Linked DNA regions of Homo sapiens: region 2 is linked to region 1. A link is a loop called in an ENCODE intact Hi-C map of the cell type or tissue named here. Cell type or tissue: IMR-90. All regions are shown on one strand.

What was found. Hi-C counts contacts between places; a loop is a spot of excess contacts. Peaks named below come from ENCODE experiments on the same cell type or tissue, not always from the same donor. Only the 100,000 strongest peaks of a DNase experiment are listed, where the experiment ranks them.
Region 2: a loop joins it to region 1, with 7 times the contacts of the local background. A loop is called at or near these places in 3 of 110 quality-filtered maps.

What each region holds. Positions count from the first base shown.
Region 1 is chr4:142,349,465-142,357,464 of GRCh38, forward strand. All of the region lies in intron 7 of INPP4B (inositol polyphosphate-4-phosphatase type II B), which reads right to left. Among named protein-coding and RNA genes, the nearest start is that of INPP4B, 490 kb to the right of the region's middle. In IMR-90, a CTCF peak has its summit at 3,865 (motif pointing right); a DNase peak (open chromatin) is centred at 3,877; H3K4me3 peaks cover 285 bases; H3K27ac peaks cover 1,565 bases.
Region 2 is chr4:143,021,536-143,029,535 of GRCh38, forward strand. The region is part of intron 1 of USP38-DT (USP38 divergent transcript); the gene reads right to left. Among named protein-coding and RNA genes, the nearest start is that of USP38-DT, 160 kb to the right of the region's middle. RefSeq lists an enhancer at 3,879-3,988. In IMR-90, a CTCF peak has its summit at 3,972 (motif pointing left); no DNase peak of the experiment used is centred here.

The DNA.
Region 1 (8,000 bases):
CAACCACTCTCTTAGCAAATAGTTTGAAACTGGAGAATGATTTAGATGTAAGTAGAATCTCATTGATCAGCTTTTCCATTTTCTTGCAAAGGTGAAGAATGTTTCAGTTTAATATAAAATACAGGCCTTTTTTGACATCAATAATTTATGAAAATAAAATATTTTATGAAGATTTCCTATATATCCACAAAATACTCTTCTCTTTGAAACAGAAATTTTGTGAAAAGGAAGAATGTTAATCACTATCTGAATGTAATATCAAGAGCTGTTCTCATAAAAGGCACATCTTTAGATTCTTTCCCTCCCCAAGAATCAAAGAATCACACATGAGCTTATTTGTCAGCTATAGTTTTTAAAATAGACAAAGCAAGAATTTTATGCTCAAGTAATTCCAGATCTTTCTGAAACCAATACTGTCAGATAAGTTGTAAAAAAAAAAAAATCCATCATTACTGCCACTATCAAACCACTGAATATCTGTTTATTCTCTTTAATGTATGACAGAGATAAAGAGTTTTCTAAAAAGGTACTCTATTGCCTTAAAAATAGTCTTGCTTTAGGACACAGACTATTATCACCACAATCAAAGCTACCTCTTCGGCGCTTAGAATGCAATAAGACATAAGAAAGAAAATTACCATGAGATATGAGGCTGAAGAACTTGAATTGTATGTTGCTTTCCACTATTAAGAACAGTCTGCACTATTAGCCTTTCTCTGAGTGTTCAGAGATGTAATTTGTAATGGTACTTCAAGAACATATTGTATGTCCTTGCTTTATTTGAGCAAAAAAATAGAAATCGAATCATTGTTGTACCATTTTCTCTTCAATAATTGCTGTCCATGTTGCAGTTGTCACTTCTATATGATAATTTAAAGATAAGTCAGAGTGTATAATGCATAATATTCAACCTCTCTCTTCTTGGTGATCATTCTTCCAATTATTTTCTTTGGTAAAACAAAAAACTAAGACCTACATCAGTTTTCCTTACACACCACCAATACTAATGTAATTCAAATTCTCACCACATTTCCCCTTCCCCTAGGTTTACCTCATTCTGCATTAATGTTCTAATCCTTACTTTACTATAGCAGAATAAGTATATTATTCATAAACCATTGAGCCTCAACCAAAAGGCCTCGTGTGGTGTAAATTTCAAGTACCCTGCTATTGGTAAGATATTTTACAACACAGAAGTCATTTAAGAATGTCTAAGCCACTGTTATTTTCCAAGATTTAAAAGAGCAAAAATGTTAATGAAAATAAAATTCTACCTTTACACTGCAAAATTATACTTTACTTTTGTCTACATTGGAAAGCATTTTACATAAAGCTGTGCAAGAAATTATCTCTCAGCTCCAAATCTATTTGTCCATTCTGTAAACTTCATTGTGATGCTATGGCTGAGACTCTCAAAACCATGTTTATCCTGACTCTGATGGCTCTATGTTAGGCTCTTCTAACAGGGAGCCCAGATGGAAACTGAAAAGCCTGGTGAAGAAAGAAGAAATATTGTTTTCCTATGGGCTAGCTGACTGCCTGCTATTCCTAACAGCATCACCCTAGCTGTTTTGTTTGCCCAAGGAGCAGCTGCTCCTTCCTGTAATAGCAGCTGAAACCAGTTTGCAATACTTCCAACATTTGCAGTACTATTGCATGGCTTTCAGAGATACTAGAGCTAGCCTGACCCATGTTCCCTCTGCAGAATGAATTTCAGGTCTATGGGTCTTGTCCAAGTTCACCATTAGTGGGATAAATTTCAGCTCTACTAGTCCTTTCCTCCAAGATCTAAGTTTTAATAACTCCAAAGTCTTCTCTCTATTCCCTACCTCTAGAGCTGGAAGCTGCATCCTACAGTTGCCACTTCTGTGATTATTTGTAGTTCTCTTTTACCCTTTCATTGATTTTATTAACAACAATCTTATATCTAGTTAACAGTTACTTACATTTAATATCTATGTTCAAATAACTGGCGTGGTTTCTGTTCCCTGATGGACCCTGATTGATTCAATCACCCTATAGGGGCTGTTAGAGAAAGCATTTTTGTCCCCATTTCAGAAAGGGTAACATTTTGTTAATCACTTGATAAGAGAAAAACCTGGGACTTGGACTCAGTTATCAAATCCATTTATAGCACCTTTTCCATAGAAACTACTTCCTTTTGGACACTGAATAAAATTCTTCTCCTAAATGCTCTACATATCCAGTCAAGAAACGTAGAAAATAAATAAGTTGGCCAAGATGAACATGGCTATTAAAGTCAGATCTTTTGTACAAAGCCCCAGCTTAATTTTCACATCAAGGCTCTTCAATTTCAATAATTTCTAATAGTATTAAGAGTTGGGGTTAAAATGTATTGTTATTCTTGTAGTATAATAAATGGTCATGATCTGTTAAATGTGAGCACATTGAAGAATGCCAAAACAATACTTGTGAGCTCATTATTTCCTATATAGTTTTAAAAGTGGAACTGAAAAAGCAAAAGCAAAATACTAAATGTAATATAGCTCTCTTTTACATTTGCTTGCTGCCAGATATTCTATAAATATAAAAACAGATCTCGGAAGCTGCTGTTTAGAATATAAGTAATGAATTTCCTGATGGGGTGTTCAGTAAAATTTTCCAGACATGAGCTTTCTTCCTCTGGTTGGCCAAATAGTGTGTTTTTCCCTCCTGTCTGCCCAGCGAATGTGTTTCTAAAGACCGCTTTGTGTTCCTGAAAATCACAGGAATTCCTGTATAGTACAACGAAGGCCCTGGCAGCAAAGCCTAATCAAGTTGAAGAAAGCACCACAAATACTTCCCAAATGGCTTTCTTCCACAATTGGCAGTATTAAGACAACAAAAGAAAGTGAAAACAAAGGCTACAAAAATAATACATCAACTTTCCTTCTTCTCTCCTCATTTGCTTCCAGGTCCTCAAGACTGAAACACACACACATAGATTAAAAGTACAATTATATCTGTAGTACCTATCATATTCTGTATGATGTGAAAATGATATTTGTAATTATAAATTAATATATATCATATATATATATTACTTTTCTACACCAAAAATATTCCCAACCCATATGTGTACATGTCTTACCAGGAGTTTAACAAATTCACTTGCTACTTTAATATAATAGGATCATACTTCAGCTCCCTTTTGGGGGTTTATGGCACACCACTAACAGAGAACAAAGTAAGAAATGAGAAAAACAGAAACCCTTCCACCTCTCTAATTACATTTTGTTAATTAAACACCTATGAAAGTGTAAACACTCATTCTTATAAACTGAATATTATCAGGATTTGCCTTGAGAAATTCATGGTAAATATTATAACAGCATCCGAATTGCCTGTACTTATTACTGAATACAGCCTGTTGTGTAGGAGGCAATATCCTATAAAAGTCACATGCTACGTTATCCATGGAAACTTTAGCTGATGACAAGTGGCCTATTCAGTTACAAATATAGTCACTTAGAAATATAGGGTGGTGTTTTTTCAGCTCACTACCCATATAACTAAACTCCTGTCACTTGACTTTAGAGATTATCTGTATTTTGGAACATAGAAGCCCAATGTGCTACCACCGAGGATAAAAGGTAAAAGGTAAAAAGCATTAAAAGGTAAAAAGCCACTAAATGCGTACTTTTTAAAAGTCCATTATAAAAAACGATGTCTTCAACCTTTTATTAATGAGGCGCAGCTGTGAATAGTCTACTTTCATCTTATTAAAACGTCTACAGGTAATGAATAGAGAGCGTGATAATATATTCCTCAGGAAAGTTTCAAGACTTTGAAAACAGAACCTTATATTGCAATGCTTTCTAAGTTGCAAGCATAAATATTAGCCTCTAGGGGGAGCGCTAGGCTCTTCCCCTTAGATTTTCTAAATGCTAAGTCAAGAAAAGAGGAAAAAATTCCATTCCCCTAAGAGAGAATGATCCAACTGGTCAGATTCCAGGACATTGATTGGACCATGTTTTGTGGGACTGAAGCTTTCAGAAGTTTTTAAAAGGTCAGCATAAGCAATAACTTCTCTTCTCAGACTCTCCATGCCTTCCATAGGTGGCAATCAGACTAAATCTCTGCCCTGGCAAACTACTTTTTCTTTCTCTCTCTGTATATATACGTGCATATACATATATACATACAGATGCATATACAACTGCATCTAGGATTATCTGATTGCTGCCTTTGCTTAGCCACTTATGTCCATGTCCTTGAAGATAAATATTGTACAAAGGAATATTTGGCTTTTTGGTGCACTGCCCATAATATCACAGCACCCAAGATCTTTCTCTAATTTCTAATAGCATTTGCAAATAGTATAGAGTTTGTTTATTTTAAAGTTGCACAGAATGCCATTACCTAGCTTAGTGACTTTGGGCAGATCACCCTGTTCTGTGAGTCCCACTCTCCTCACTAAATGGTTTCTAAAATGTTTTTGATTCCAAAATTCTATGAGTTTTTATCTTCAACAATTTTTTCCCAATGCTAAATGAAATTTTGTTCAATAACTCTTGGTGGTCTAAGTCATTTCCCCACTGTGTGATTTAATTGACATAATGCCGTTCAAGGTCACAGAGCAAAACCTAAAACATCTAGCAAGCACATAAAAATTCAAGTCAAATGCATACAACCAGTCAGCTGCAAAGATCTCAAATGCAATAGCCGAAACCACCTAAGCAGACAAATCTAAATAGCAAAGTCACAATCTGCCTTTTATCTAGCATATTGGGTATCTTGTGCCACGAACCTTCTCAGAGCCTTGGGACATGGGCTCAGCAAATGTGTATGCTGACTCTTACACCTAAAAATTCAGTAGAAGCACAGATCATCTTCCTGAATGTGCCAGCAGATCTTTATCCCATAACTATGTGCAATTCAAACACAGGTTTGGATGAGTACGGCTCATTTATATGTAGGAAGAACAGAATTTTCACAGGAAAAGCAGAGTGGAAGATTCTTGTGTCCCCCACAGACCTGGAGTTCTTGTCTATTTCCATTCGGTACCTTTTATCTATCTTGGGCATTTAAGGAATAAACCGGCCAGAACAATTCAGATGGAAGACAAAAAATAAAATAGAATCATTAGTTCCAATTCTTCCAGAGAATTCATCTAACAAAATGAGCTGGTGTTATGGGAGGTAGAACAAAGAGAATCCTAAATTGTATTTAATCCAATAGCTTTACTTCACTAGTTAGAAAACTGAAACTTAGCAAGGTCCAATCTTTCATTGGAATGACCTTTATTTTGAGCTTATTTTAGATGTTATTATGTGCTTTGCCATAATGGGGAAAGGTGAATGGAAAATTCTGCCTTCGCATATTCCAGAGATTAGGGAGACAAGCTAAATATACCTAACTAACATACGGCTAGTTATCTATTTCTGTATAACAAAGCGAGGACTTAATGGCTTGATGGTGATTTATCACTTCTCACAGTTCTGTGAGTTGACTAGGCAATTATGTTTGTCTCATCTGGGCTCACTCATGGGGTTCAGATAGCTTGTGGCTCGTGGCTCGAGTGGGGCTTGGGACTCTAAGATGGCTTCATTCACATGCCTAGGGCCTCAGTAGGATGACTGGCATGGCCCTGAAAACTGCGAAGCTCTCTCTCTGTGCAAACTTTCACCTGGACTTTTTATATGATTCTGGAAGTATTCCAAGAAGGCAAAAGTAAAAACTGCAAAGCGTCTTAAAATAGAAGTTCAGAAGCCACATTATATCACTTCTGTTGCATTCTATCAAAGCAAGTCACAAGGACAGATCAGTTTCAAAGAGTGGGAAAATAGACTCCACCTCTTTATAGGAGGAGCTGCAAAGAATCTGTGGTCGTATTTAATCTAACACATCCGGACAACAGAGAGAAATCAGGAAGTTGAATGAGATGCAGATTTGCTCTTTTTTTTCCCCCCACCAGAATATGTATTTAAGGATAGAAGTGATGTTACAGGTCATTAATTTATTTATTCAGATATTTCAGTATTTTGACTTCTGACAAATCAAACCCATGCCAATGCTATGCTTTTATACAATTTCTACATCATAACTGGCACTCACTAAACCCACAATCAACAATGAAGAAAAAAGTAGGCACAGGCATGTTTCATAGAAACTAAAATAGACTTGGTCAGCTTATTTATTAAGCACATATTCTTATCTACTATGAAAAGTCATGACCTTCTTAGCTGAGGAAAGCAATTACTTTTGCACAGAGAATCTTTATATAACAACACAAAGGATATTCAAAATTTACCAGTTTCTGGCAAGACTAAAGCACTTAAGGCAGGCAGTGTTAATCATGCAAACTTTGTGAAGCAATTCAGCTTATCAGAGCATGAGATGAACGAAGTCAAAGCTTTGATCCTCAGATAGGCCAATATATTTCATGGAGAGAAGCCTTTTTTTTTTTTAACATAAGGATAGCTTTGATCACTTCTTCAACTACTGAGTCTTTTCTTAACCTCAAGAGAAATGAACAGAATTCAATAAGATTACCTATTTTTAAAATGCCACATACTCCAATAGATACTACTGGGGCTACAAAAAATTAGAACTATGTAGTTTTATCCTCCCCAAATCTTTCATATTGATAAGGGCAAAAAATAGGATGACACAATTGGTTTACAATGTATAAAATGATAAAGTGCTGGACAGAAGGTACAAATTACAATACAAGTTCAAAAGAGAAAGATTATATTAGTTAATCTAGAAAATGTACAAAGGAGGTGATATTGGCAGAATACCTTTAAAGATGGGGTAAAACTTTTGCCAGGGGAGAAAGGCATTCTAGATAAAAGGGAGAGAGGAGAGCAGTGAGTGTTGATTTGAAAATAAGAAAGGGTAATTCAACTGTGTAAGAATGAGAATGTACAGAGATGTGTGGCCTACTTTTCTCAGAGACAGGGGTCAAGTAAGGGAGAAATCTAAATCTTATATAAATGTTTGAAATGATATGAGAAGGAAATGTGAGGAAAGCTTGGATAGCTTTCCATCCAGAACTCAAGGGTTGGGGATCCTGGTTAGCAGGAGAGCAAAGACCAGGACCTGCAGGAGTGATGAGGAGCTGGGAGGATAAAAGGTTGCTCTTGAGTTAGTAAGGTTTCAGTTGTGAAGTAGTACAAATAACATATTTGGTTTCTGCTCTTAGTTCCTGGCACAGAACCCTAAAACCTTTGTAATTTCCTGAGTGATAGAAGTGTTAGGTGCATCTTTTGTCCTTTTATTTGGTCTTTGGCCTCAGTTCCTGACATAGAGCTTCTAATTCCTTGGAACTTTTTGGGTGATCAGAGGGTCTTTTATTCTAATGAGGTGACTCTTGGTGGGATGCTGGATGGCGGCTGGTCACCAGGAAGACCAAGGCATGGTTACAAGTTTGGAGCTTTTAGCCCCAGCCCTCATCCTGCAGGAAGGGGTGAGGGATTACACATTGAGTTAAAAATTGATTATGCCTACTTGATGAAGCCTCAATAAAGAACCCTAAACTACTGAGTTCAGAGTGCTTCCAGGCTGGTGAATACAACTATGTGCCAAGAGGGGGCACACCCCAACTTTACACATACAAAAGCTCTTGCACACAGGATCTTGCCAGACCTTGCCCTATTTACCTCTTCATCTGGGCTGTTCAGCTGTATCCTTTAAAATATCCTTTGTGATAAATTAGCAATAGTAAGTAGAATTGCTTTTCTGAGCTCTGTGAACCACTTTAGGAAATTATCCAACACTAGAAGGGGATGGCGGGAATCTCTGATTTGTAGCCAAGTCAGACAGAAATTGTGAATAATCTAGGGACCCACTACTTGTGATTAGCATCTGAAGTGAGGGGCAGTCTTGTGGTACTGAGCCCTTAACCTGTGGGGTCTTTGCTAACGGCACTGGTTAGTCTTAGAATTAAATTGCTGAACACACAGTTGATGTCCACAGGGATTGGGAGAATTGTTTGATGTGGAAAACCCACACATCTGGTCACAGAAGTGTTGAGTGTGAGTGTGAATATGGTGACA
Region 2 (8,000 bases), 670 kb after region 1:
CATGCTTTCATAAAAAGGAAGCTGCAAAAAAATGATCACTCCTTCCAGTTTCATTATTAGTGTAAGCCTCTTCTTTGACCACTGGTATAAACATTTAGCTTATTTTGTGTTAGTTCATATTTTTGGTATTTCCACCACTGAACATGACAGAGGCTATACTCCTGAAAGCTACTGGATAATTGTAATTGACAATTTCCAAATTAAACTGATAAAGAAACAGTGAGCATTTGTTTTAATTTTTTACATATTTTTGTAGATATCCAGGAAAACTTGTCTGAAGTTTTTAACACCATCTGTTGCTTATCATATACTTTTAATGGAATACTGGAATGCTCTATCTTTTATATTAATTTTCCTAAAGTAAATGAACTTTTTATGTAATAGAATAAAATTAATACCTTTGATACATCATCTAATAAGTATAATTTGGAGGAAATGGAGTATTAATGACTCAAGGTGCAAATTACCATTTAAGTAAGGGTAGAAAGATGATAAAACGCAGACTCATTATGTACCTCTAGCAATTTTTCAAGTTTTATTCTTTTTACCATTTAAGTAATTATGTCCTCCCTTTGGACATCACTTTTTTCTGTTCTCCAACTAAATAATTTTTAACTTACAAACATTCAGCCCCCTACTTTTGTGGCTGCTTTTGCAATTCCAAATGAAAACGTCTTCTACAAATTTAATCAATATATTTACAAAAATAACACAAAATTTCGCTAACATCCTCTTTCTACTGATTTCAAATTAATCCAAATTTAGTGTTCATTTAGTTCAGAATCAGGAGATTCCAGTAACCACTGTGCAGTTCCCAGAATTAAACAGTTGAATTCTATTCAGTTGACCGGGTAAATGTAAGACATGCTGGCTGTCCCATTAACTTCCTAACATAATTAGGAATGAAATAATCTAACTGCTCCAAGTCAGCTCAGGATATGTTTTACAGTCTTATATCTCATAAGAGGAATCCCCAGTGTATGGGCTGGACCAAATCTAAATCCACTTTATTCAGTCCTCAAGGTCATAATACTGCACTAGGTGCTGCCAATATATTCCAAGACATGATCCTATATGTCTGTCAGAATGTACATCTAATATCAGGGTAACAAATAGGTTTAATTTTGCATGTCAACTCGATTAACTGGTGGAGTCTGCCTTGAGCAGCCTGTTAAGGACATTTTAAGGCTACGTACAGACTTGGAAGAATAGATGTATTAGCAATGTCGGCCATGTGTTCAGAAAGGGGGAAATTGCAACTTAAATGTCTCATATTTACTGATCCTAATCAAAGAATTTCAAGAGAAAAAATGGAAATGCCTAACCCAGAAGTTCAAGTAAAATCTGAAGTGTAATAAAAATAGTTTATACCTACTAATCTGCATTCCCTTTCTTCTTAACGGAAGAATTTCCATCTCTGCCAGTTTTCCTTTTACATGTTTCTCTCTCTTCTGCTGTATGTCCTAATTCCTCCCTTTCTCTACCACAAAATAGAAGTCAGAATTCATTTAATAAAGTATTTTTTCATTTCCTCTAATATTTTTATACAGTGAACTTTTAAATAGCACCCTCTCCCTACCACAATGAAAGTTTTGAATCAAAACAAAAGTTGTTCTTTGACTTGTATGTGGAAAACATTATTACTTTTAGTAGATCAATTTCCTCTTAGCGAAATAAAAGTCATCCTATTTCCTTTCAGAAGGTCATTAGTGAAGGCTGCTTGATTCATGTAGACATGTGTGTTCAGGCCAGACCTTGCCTTGGAATCTGTCTGCCCAGCAACCACTGCTCTGCATCCTGTACTCCAGCTCACCTCCAATCTTGCTAATTGCTTCTTGACTCTACTCTGTGCACCACAGTCCACAATCTTCAGTCCCTATGGTTTGGGTGGAAAAGCAGGAATGGCTCCACCCTTCCAATATCCAGGAATGTGCATGTCACAGATCTGGCCAATCCACACAGTCATGATTGGTTCAAGGATGGACATATGACTCAACTTTGTCCAGTTGAGAATTGAATCTGAGACTTTTGTGAATATTATTGAATATTCACAGAGAAAAAACTTTCTGAAGTCACTGAACTTAAAGGATGTCAGCCTGGCACTGTAGGAGATGCACTACAAAAACAGAGCCTGCACACAGAAAGGAAGTAAAATAGAGGCTACCAAGGGCTGGGGGGATGAAGGGAAGGTTATTGTTTAATGAGTATAGAGTTTCTGTTTGGGATGATGAAACATTCTGGAAATGAATAATGGTGATGGTTACACAACATGGTGAATATACTTACTGCCACAGAATTGTACAATTAAAAATAGTTAATATGGTAAATTTTGTGTTATATATTTTAACACAAATAAATAATAAAATAGCAGTTAAAAACATCTGAGGAGGAGGTGGAGCAAGATTGCCAAATAGAACCCTCCACTGATCTCCCCCACAGGAATACCAAATTGAGCAGCTTACTGGAAGGCACCTTACTGAGGACTAAAAATCAGGTAAATGATCACAGTACCTAGTTTTAACATCATATTAAAGAAGGAGGCACTGAAAAGGATAGAAAACCCAGTCTCGAATTGACAACACCACCCTGCTCCTATCTCCCAGCAGTGCTGCATGGCACGAAGAGAGAGAGTCTGTGCAATTGGAAAAGGAAGAGTGTAGTGATTGTGGGACTTTGCATTGGAACTCAGTGCTGCCCTGTCACTGTGGAAAGCAACACAGTGTCCATGAAGACAGCATTTATACCAGCCCTACTCAGAGAGGAATCATCCATCCCAGCAGTTGGAACCTGAGCTCTGGCTAGCCCCATGACTACCACTGCTCTGAGGTCCTAAATAAAACTGAAAGGCAGTCTAGGCCACAAGGACTGCAATTTCTGGGCAAGTCCTGGTGCTGTGTGGGCTCAGAACCAGTGGACTCAGGGTGCAATGACTTGTGAGACACCTGCTGGGATGGCCAAAGGAGTGCTTGTGTCACCTCCACCCCAATCCCAGGCAGCATTGCTCATAGCTCCAGGAGAGACTCTTTCCACTTGAGGAAAGGAGAGGGAAGAGTAAAGAGGACCTTGTCTTGCAATTTGAATATCATTTCAGCCACAGTAAAATAAAGCACCAAGCAGAGTCCTGAAGACCCCATTTCAGACCCTAGCTCTCAGATGACAATTCTAGACATACCCCAGGAAAGAAGATAATCCAATACCTTGAAGGGAGGGACCCATACTTGGCAAGATTCATCACCTGCTAACTAAAGAGCCCGTGGGCCTTGAATAAACATCAGCAGTACATACCCAGGCAGTACTCACCAGGGGCCTTGGGTAAGACCCAGTGCAGTACTCACTTCAGGTGTGACCCAGCACTTTGCCAGCTGTGGTGGCCACAGGGAGAGACTCCCGCTTAAGGAAAGGAGAAGGAAGAGTAAAAAGAACTTAGTCTTGCAACTTGGGTATCATCTTAGTCACAGTAACACCAAGTAGAGTCCTAATGTTCACAACTTCAGGCCCTAGCTCCTGGACAGCACTTCTAGACCCACCCTGGGCCAGAAGGAAACTTATTACTCTAAAGCGAAGGAGACAAGCCTGGCTTGATTCACCACTTTCTAACTAAAGAACTCTTGGGCCTTGAATAAATATCAGCAGTAGCCAGGCAATAGTCACGATAAGCCTTCAGCAAGGCCCAGTACTGTGCTGGCTTCAGGTCTGACTTAGCAGAGACCCAGTGGTGGTGGCCACAGGGGTGCTGAGTCATCCCTCCCCCAGCTGCAGGCAGCAGGGCACGAAGAGAGAGAGAGACTCTGTTTGTTTGGAGAAAGGTAAGATTGGTACAAAAGTAATAATTGTGCCATTGAAAGTAATGGCAAAATCTGCAATTATTTTTGCACCAGCCTAATAATTCAAAGAATTCTTTGAGATCTTACCCAAAACCTCAAGGCAGTACCTCTACTAGTCTGCAAGAGTCACAGCATTACTGGGCTTGGAGTGCCCCCTAATGTAGATATGGCTGCAGTGATCAAAGACATAGATCACAGCACAATTCCTTTTGAATACTTGGAAAATCTCCCCAAGAAGGATGGGTACAAACAAGCCAAGACTGCAAAGACTACAATAAATACTTAACTATCCAATGCCCAGAAATCAACAAATATTCACAAGCATCAAGTCCATTCCACAAGGGAGATGGGTCAACATGGCTGACTAGAAACAGCTCATGTGTGCCTGTCTCATAGGGAGTGGACAGAGTGGCTAGTGAACATTGACCTTGCAAATCGGTTGTCTAAGAAACCACATTAGGATCCAGCAACACAGTGAGGGGACAGACAGAGCAGAGAGGAGCAAAGCTGGCCAGCAGCCCATCTGGGATCAGCACAGAACCAAGAGAAGCTTCTTAACATGGGGAAGAGCGTCTGGAAAATTCACACTTCCCACAGGAACCTGTGCAAGTCTGGGAACAGGAGAATCCCTCCAACCCCCGACCCTGGTCCTCTAAACTGAAGCAAAGAGCCACCCGGAATTTTTGCAAAGGCAACACTCAAGCCCACAGGGACCTCTACAAGCCCTGGACCCTGGAACAAACCAGCACCAATGAGATAGCTCCAACAGAGGCTGCAATCATTGTGCCCAGGTGCAGTAAGATTGCTTCACATCCCTCACCAGGCAAGGCTCAAAGCCAGTTTCCACACAGAAGCCCTGCTTCTTCCTGAATTCTGTAAGAAGGTTCAGCCTTCTGTTCCCCTGGGAAATATCTGGATGCCAGATCAGGCAACTCCACCCACCCTGGATGCTCAAAACCAGGTAAGCCATGCCTGCTAGAGCTTCCAGAAAGCAATCCTGCTTCTGCCTGAACTTTGTGGCCAGGCACAGCCCTATGTTCCCTCAGTAAACATCCAGACTGCAAGGCAGGCAACTCAACCCACCTCTACCATGTGTAGCCAGGCAAGTTACCTGCTAGAGCTTCCAGCCCAGTAGTCCCACTTCTGCCTGAACCCTGCCAGTAGGCTTAGTCCCCTATTCCCCCAGCAAACATCCAGATGGCAAGGTGGGTGACTTCACCCACACCCACCACTTATAGCCAAGCAGGCCATGCATGCTAGAGCCCACAAGTGGTAGGTCAGGTGACTTCACACATTAACACTGCTCCTAGGTGAGACTTGCTAGCTTGGGCAGTGTCCAAGCAGTGCTGAGCTCTCACTCTTAGACCACAAAGAGGGGGGAGATTCCTAGGTTTGCAGGCCAGCAGAAAAGCAGGGTGTGTCTCCCTCCACATGGCTGGCCCAGGAAGGGTACAGTCTGTCTGCCAACTGCAGGCCCTGCCTAAGGGAGCCCCGGCTTCCAGAACACCTAACAAAAGAAATGTGGGGATGGAGTCAGTGATTGGAAAGGGCTCCTCCAAGGCCCAAGAGTGGATCAGCTGAAGGTGTCATCTTGCTCCTCCCACACCACAGAGCATTGCTGCCAACTGAGCCAAAACAAAACAGCCATGCAGCTGAGTAAGAGCCTATCTGTCAGCCAACACTCTTAAGCACCAAAGCAAAGATCCAGCCACAAATAAAGAGTCTATACAAAGTTCTAGCACTCTGGAAACACCCAGAAATTAAGCCTACTGACTATACTCAATTTACTTCACAGTTAAAGGAAGACCAGCCCTCACACATGAGAAAGTATCAACACAAGAACTCCAGCAACTCAAAAAGCTGGTGTGCCCCTTTACCATCAAACAAACACACTAGTCCCCCAGAAATGATTCTTGGCAAGATTGAGATGACTGAAATGACAGACATAGATTTCAAAACGGAATGGCATAGAAGCTCACTGGGATAAAGAAGAAAGTTGAAACCCAATCCAAGGAGCTTAGTAAAACAACCTAGAAGCTGGACGATGAAATAGTCATTTTAACAAAGAATCAAACTATGAACTTCTGGAACTGAAAAGAAAATCACTTCAAGAATTTCACAGTACAATCAGAAGTGTCAACAGCAGAATAGTTCAAGCTGAAAAAAGAATCTCAGAGCTTGAAGACCAGTTCTTCAAATTCAAATTAACTCAGACAAAAGTAATGAAAAAAAGAATTTTAAAAATAAACAAAATGTCCAAGAAATGAGATTATGTAAAGAGACCAAATCTATGACTCATTGGCATTCTTTTCTTTTTTTTTTTTTTTTTTTAGATGGTGTCTCGCTCTGTCACCCGACTGGAGTGCCGTGGTGCGATCTCGGCTCACTGCAACTTCCGACTTCTTGGTTCAAGCGATTCTCCTGCCTCAGCCTCCCAAGTAGCTGGAGTTACAGGCACATGCCACCATGACCAGCTAAATTTTTTTTTATTTTTAGTAGAGATGGGGTTTTACCATGTTGGCCAGGATGGTCTCAATCTCCTGACCTCGTGATTATATACACAATGGAATATTACTCAGCCATAAAAAGGAAAAAATTAATGGCATTCACAGCAACCTGGATGGGATTGGAGACTATTATTCTAAGTGAAGTAACTCATGAAGAGAAAACCAAACATCGTATGTTCTCACTCATAAGTGGGAGCTAGGCTATGAGGATGTAAAGGCCTAAGAATGACACAATGGACTTTGGGGACTGATATGGTTTGGCTCTGTGTCCCCACCCAAATCTCATCTTGTAGCTCCTATAATTCCCACATGTTGTGGGAGGGACCAGTGGGAGATGATTGAATCATGGCAGCAGGTCTTTTCCATGATGTTCTCATGATAGTGAATGGGTCTCATGAGATCTAATGGTTTTAAAAATGGGAGTTTCTCTGCACAAGCTCTCTTTTTGCCTGCTGCCATACCCATAAGATGTGACTTGTTCCTCCTTGCCTTCCACCATGATTGTGAGGTCTCCTGAGCCATGTGGAACTGTAAGTCCAATAAACTTCTTTCTTTTGTAAATTGCCCAGTCTTGGGTATGTCTTTATCAGCAGCATGAAAATGGACAAATACAAGGATTCAGGGGAAAAGGGTGGGAAAGTGGGGAGGAATACAAGACCACAAATTAGGTTCAGTATATACTGCTCAGGGGATGAGTGCACCAAAATCTCATAAATCACCACTAAAGAACTTATTCATGTAACCGAATACCACCTGTTCCCCAAAAACCTATGGAAATAAAAAAAAATTTAATAAAATAAATAAAAATTAAAAAGAAGACATAGAAACAAAGAACTGACACCTGCTACCTCAAAAATACACTCAAGCACATAGCCCATGAAATATACAAAGCAATTATACAATCAAGTCTACAAAACAAACAGCAACAACACAATGACAGGATAGAGATCTCCTATATCAATACTAACCCTGAGTGTAAATGGTCTAAATACCCCCACTTAAAAGGCACAGAGTGGCAGGCTGGATAAAAAGACAAGACTCAATTGTCTTCTGTCTTCAAGAGATGGATGTCACATGTAATGATACTCACAGGATCAAAGTAAAGGAATGGAGAAAGATCTACCAAGCAAACACAAAACAACAAAGAGCAAGAGGTGCTATTCCTATATCAGATAAAACAAATTTTAAGCCAACAACAATTGCAAAGGACAAAGAATGGCATTACATATTGATAAAGGGTTTAATTTTTTTAAAGACTTAACTATCCTAAATATATACGCACCCAACATAAGACAAGAAGTTTTTCTCAACCTATGAAAACACTTAAACAGCCACACAATAATTGTGGGAGACTTTAACATTCCATTGACACCATTAGACAGATTATTGGGGCAGAAAGCTAATGAAGAAATTCTGGACTTAAACTCAACAACTGACCAGTTGGGCATAATAGACATCTGCAGATCCAGAAATCACAGAATATATATTCCACTCCATCCAAAAACCACAGAACATATACTCTTCTCATCTGCAAATAGAATATATTGTAAAATCAGTCACCTGCTCGGCCATAAAGCAAGTCTCAAAAAATTCAAAAAATGCAAAATCATAACAAGGATATACTCAGATCATAGTGCAGTAAAAATGGAAATCAATACCAAGAAGATCT